Linked DNA regions of Mus musculus: region 1 is linked to region 2. Evidence: chromatin contacts called from ENCODE Hi-C or POLR2A ChIA-PET data. All regions are on one chromosome and are shown on one strand. Each heading gives the region's core, a stretch centred on a gene start or an enhancer-like site at or near the end of the contact. The rest is flanking DNA. Distances are from core to core; before and after follow the strand shown. Region 1 holds the start of 2810442N19Rik (RIKEN cDNA 2810442N19 gene). Region 2 overlaps Dnm3 (dynamin 3).

What was found. Hi-C counts contacts between places; a loop is a spot of excess contacts on that map. ChIA-PET counts read pairs that join two places held with the same protein, here RNA polymerase II (POLR2A).
Region 1: a map of heart shows a loop between it and region 2 (2.7-fold over the local background). The contact joins the promoter of 2810442N19Rik here to the enhancer-like site in region 2. A Hi-C loop is called at or near these places in 3 of 37 maps with a recorded cell type or tissue (all heart). POLR2A ChIA-PET finds 5 or more read pairs at or near these places in 1 of 5 experiments (Patski).

Annotation. Positions count from the first base shown.
Region 1 is chr1:162,003,709-162,006,408 of GRCm38, forward strand. It overlaps 2810442N19Rik (RIKEN cDNA 2810442N19 gene), which reads left to right and starts at 1,261. Exons shown (of 3, transcript NR_040562.1): 1 at 1,261-1,626; 2 at 1,728-2,114. The region is part of intron 20 of Dnm3 (dynamin 3); the gene reads right to left.
Region 2 is chr1:162,036,768-162,039,467 of GRCm38, forward strand. The region is part of intron 17 of Dnm3 (dynamin 3); the gene reads right to left. Among named protein-coding and RNA genes, the nearest start is that of 2810442N19Rik, 33 kb to the left of the region's middle. Within about 2 kb of position 1,422, at least 2 of the 3 ENCODE cell types and tissues checked have a DNase peak (open chromatin) inside an H3K27ac peak, as active enhancers do; they include heart, where a contact is called at or near this core.

The DNA.
Region 1 (2,700 bases), core at 11-2,510, 33 kb before region 2:
CTGCTTATTGGCGACTCTCATGTTGACCTGTGCATTCGTGGGGTTTCCGTAAGAGCAGGGAGGAGAGCCATTATACCTTGTTTCATTTTCTGGTGCTTAGATCACTCCCTGTGTGGGCAATTGGATCAAGAGGCTCAACGCTACCCCTGATGCTGAGACGTGGAGAAGTTGGCTAATTTCCCTTTTGATTATGCTCCGACCCCTGCTCCCCGCCCCCAGGGCCTGTGAATGGAATGGGTTCATGTGATTCATGGGAACCGATTATTCTGACTGAAAAACAAAGAGTGGATATTTCTCAGTGCTTGGTGGGAATGCTTAAAAATAAATTAGAGCATTTGGTATTTGTGGTTTTGCCTATCATGTGGCTCTGAAGCCTGAGGAGCAGCCAGATGCAAGGAATGAGGGAGCTGTGGTGTGGAGAGAGTCCCTGAATACCTCATGGCTTTCGACATTGCCCTGCGTTGGAGTTCTATTTTGGGCTAGTGCTGCCATGTGATCTAAACATGTAAATGCTCAAGTAATGTGGCGTCATTAAACATGTAGTGTCTCTCAGGCTCAGAGCCTTCCCAGAAACCCCCACTCTGGCCCTGACAACTCTAGCCTGACCAGAAGTGGAATATCCTTCTGGCAACAGCATTGGTGAGCCAGATGGAAACCATTTGGCAACTAAAGGGTGTAAATACGTGTTTAGATCCAGAGGTTTCCCCAGACAATGCATCCAGTATGTTTGGCATGGGTAGGCTAAGGAATGTCAGCGCCGGGCACTTAACAATTCTATGTTTAAGCATCGATAAATGCATGAGGAGCCAGCAGAGCCAACACGCGCTCAGCTGACTCCTTCCCTCCTTTCTTCCGCTGCTGCAGTTAGGCGTCCCAGGCACATTCACAGAGCAAGACGCTCCACTGACAAGTTTTAGTTTAAACTTCCTGTCTGCCGTGTAAGGTTTTTTTCTAAGTCTCACTTTTTAATCTCTCATAGTAGCCGGTGAGTTGGGGGAAAGGAAAAGAGGGAAATAAAGAAGCCTCCAGCAGCCTCTTCTTAAGAGTTTACTGCTGAGATAAAAGTTAGCTGTGAAAGAGGTGCAATTCATACACCGTGAGTCTCCGAGGCCTTGGAAAAATATCCCCTCTGACCAGGAATGCCTGAGCATGAAGCCTTCTTGAAAATCGCTTTTTCCTCCCAGCAAGGGCAATGAAAGAAACTTGAGCCCTAGCTAGCCTATGTGTGTCTGCAAGTCTGGATGTCTATTTACACATGGTAGAGCATTTCCCCGCTTTTCTCCGAGCTGACACCAGCTTGTATATAGGGACACTCGGTGGATTACAGCTGGTGACAGTTTACTGCTGACTGGCCACAGGAAAAATAATCGGAATCAATTACGCATTGTCCCTGGCCAGGGCCTCTGTCTTGGCTGTTGTCCTCTATCAATCAGGTGAACCCCAGGGCAGAACTGGGCACCCTGAGATGCAAAAGCGCTTGTCCTGCAGTGACGGAGCTTAGCGACTAAAGATCTCCAAAGGGAACAATGTCAGAGCTACTTGTTCTTGACACAAGACACGGAGGAAGCAGTTGTGTTTGCTTAACTGGAGGCCTGTCACCCGCTGCTTGGCTAACTGCAGTGTACGGTAGGAGGAGCTGTCTCCTGTCTGCGTTCGTGTTATTTGCGTTTTGCATGACGGGAATCTTTCCTAATTTCCCTTTTTGCTTTTACTTTCCTGCCACATAGGATATGTGGGAAAGATTCAGACCCAATGAAAAGAGAAAGGCAAACGTGAGTCTGCCTACACACCACCAAAGAGTTCACAGGTTCTGACCCGAGGAGACACCGGTAATGTATGTGGGCCTTGCCTAAACAGACCGCCAGGCATCTGAACTGTGGCCGAGTGGAAATGCCTGTGTAAAGTCGACTCTACTTCCTTAGTTAGGCCCAAGGAGGAAATCCCCAAAATAATTTGACTTTCACTTAAACCATATTGGAAACAGGACCTGAAGAGTGAAAGAAAACCTTTGACATTCGCCATTGCTTCCTTTCAGTGGACTAGTACATTGTCATAAGAATTGAAGCAGGATACTGGAATAAGAACCGTCATGTAAATAGATTGCACCTTTGGAGGTATATTTAATTAAAGTGGACACTTTTCTTTAGAGAACAGTGGTTTGAAATTTTAGTTTTATGACAACTAATGTTGAACCTGCAGCAGATTATTAATTACATTTGGAGGTCTCAGCACCAATTTATTTCTAATATCAAGGGTTGCCTCATGAGATACCTTGATTGTAAGAATTGTAAGAACAGCTTAAAGTTGTTCTGTCTTTAGCAATTATATTTTTGAGCTATAATATAGCTTGTTTTTCTTTTTTACTTTTAAATCTAGTTGTTGAAAAAAAAAACAAAACAAAAAACAAAAACAGTTCCCTGACAATCCAGACTGTCTGGGTATGATTTTTATTTTTTTCTGTAAGGAAGGCTGGCTAGTTAGGAGAACAGAGAGCTTGCCTCACAGCTGATGTCACAAATCGCAAGGTGATTTCACCACTTGTCCAAATGACACTTGGCTGCTAAAAACACCACAGTTTTAGAGAGCTGTCGAGGAGAGGAGAGGGTAAGTCAGGATGTTTCCGTGTGTGACCGCAGGGGAATGACTCCCAGGCTAGTCACACGGGTTGCTTAATTTCCATGTACTCTGAGCCCCTCGACT
Region 2 (2,700 bases), core at 172-2,671:
AGCTCAAAAGAAAGGGAGAGCTCAAATGTTTAGCAGATAGCAAGAAAAACAACAGAACACCAAAAGCAGAACCCATGGGGAAAATAAGGCAAATTTAGGTATTTTTTTTGTTTACAATTAGATACTTATTTCATTTGAGAATATGCAGAACCCTATGTCTTAAAACGAAAACAAAGAGGATTTTCCAGGGCTGACAATCATTAGTAAGACTGGAGACAGAAAATGATGTCTCTTATTTTTTATTTTTGTTGTTGTTTTTATTTCTGAAATAATTTGGGGTTTATCTTTGAACATGCCTCCCTGGACTAGAAATGAGGCCAAATGAGTTATTTGCTCTGAAGCACGTGGTCCTTTTGCTCTAGGTCAAAGGATGAAAGATGACATAAACACCTTACAAAAGAAGGGGGCTGACTATGGTAATGCTAATATGTACCCTATTTTTTTTTAAGTATAAAGTTTTTAAAACATTGATGTCTATGGGCTGTAGGGTGGACTGAAGTATCAGTTGCGTGCCCCACCCCCATCATAGTATAAAGTTGGTTATAGGAAAGTCTTGTTCTTTAATGGCAAATAGGGCAAAGGTTATATGCGGCAGGCATGTAGCCCCGTAGAGTGTGCAGGGTGCAGGTTGGGCTGTAAAACTGCTCATTAAATTGTCCTGTTCTGAAGCAGAAGCAAATACATGAGCTCAGGGAGGAAAGCCACAGAAACTGTCTAGAAATATTTCCGTGAAAGACTGTGCAAATAGCTCTCCCTGGTCATGAAAAATGCAGTTGCTGATATACAAATAGCTTCACTTAAAAGACTTAAATACCTTCCCTGCAATGCTGTCTTTGACTGACTGCCAAGAACTACCTAATGCTGTTCTTTTTTTATTTTCTCTTTAAATTTTTCTGAATAGACTGTATGGTGCATACAAAATGAAGATGGCACGTACACTAGAAGTTACTGAAAGAGCACGAGAAGGAATCTAGTTACTGACTCTCCATCCCAAACCCCTCTTTAAAGTTCCTGAGTTTTGTACTTGTTTTGAATGTCAACCCAAATAATAGAAAAGGTGGGGGGGGCAGGGAGAGGCATTTAACAATTGGTTGGGCGATGATTGTCCACACTTCAGTATTTTAGTGAACAGAAAGTGGAGAAGGAAGAATTCAAAGCTAATAATAGTAATGGCTTGCTGGCTAAATAATGAGCAGCAGGAGGACTTCTAAGAAGGCAGTTAGCCCCAGAGCGATTCAGACAGACTTGCTTACACAACGGCTGGCTGCTCTAGGAGGAAGCAAGCCAAAACCAACATCAACACCCAGCAGCGCCAGTTGCTCACAGGAGGAGTGTGTAGCGGGATGCTGATGAAGTGCATTGTGGGAATGAATGAGAAGTCAAGACCCCTATCTCGCTTTTAATGGGAATCTTGTGATGCCCCAGACCCTGTCTGAGCCGTACAAGGGGCACCCTGCTGGACTCTGCTTGGGCCCCGTGATTAATGGGAGTGACAGGAGGCCAGGCTTGTCTAGAAAATTGACTGTGGATGAAAGCAGTAGGCAGTGAATCATGCGCCCTGAGTTCGACCCCCACTGCTCTGTCTGGGGTCTCTTTCACCATTTCCGCAGTATGTGTTGGGGTTGGGTTGGGATGAGGGACCCAACAAGGATATGAGTGTGGAAATTCTTATTTATTTATTTATTTATTTATTTATTTATTTATTTATTTTTATAGCAAAGAAAGAACTGCAGATGGTTCAACTCCGTTCTCACTCCCAAGACTTGTGTTATCTTATAAAGGCAGTCTGGAGCTGCTTGTGAGAAACCGTGAATCAAAGTGAGAGAGACTCCCTGTTAGAAGCAAGGCTGGAAGGTGACAGGGGAGGGAACTGCCTGAGAATCATACAGACATTTGGCCAGAATAAAACTACAGAGCTGTCTTACAACGCTAAACCCAGTCACATCCTGTGAGATAGCTTGGACCGTGCTGAATGCGTCTTGCCAGTCAAGCTCCTTTTTCCAGAGTTTACTACAAAAAGCATTTCCTCATTCCCCCAGCTGTGAACAAACAAAACCAAATGAAACAAAATGAAACAAAACAAAACAATCATCTTGGCTCTTTCCCCCTCCCCCCCTTCTCACTGGCCCCTAAAACATTTCATTCAGGAATAATCATTTCTTTTGTGTTAATAGATTTTTAAAAGTTGGTATCTTCCTTCTAAAGTGGCAGTTGACAGTTTGACCGCTTCCTGCTTTACTAGCCCTTTTACTCTGCAATCCATACATTTATCCCCTTAACATGGTACATGCTGCAGTGTGGCACGGGAGCTCAATGAAATACATTGTACATGGAACTCGGTCCTGAGACAGAAACACTAGCTCCAACAGGGTAGTATTCACATGCTTTTTAAAGTGGCTCGGCAGAGAGTTAGGATGGTGGTTAGGCGCCAGCCCCAGGGTGTGGCTCTCTGGGACTCTGAGCAGCGAATAACTACTCATGCAAACGTTGGAGTTCAAGAATTTACAACTGGCAGAGCTGTTCATATGAGCCACTGGCTGACACGGGTCTGGCTCAAGGAAATGTCCCACTTTCACTTCTGAGGGTCCCCTTCTCTCTCTGTGATTGGTGCCAATGAAGAAATGAATCACCTCTGCTAGGACTCTCTGAATGTGGTACTTAGTGTAGCCTCCTGATTCAAGTGGTACCCTATCTACATCC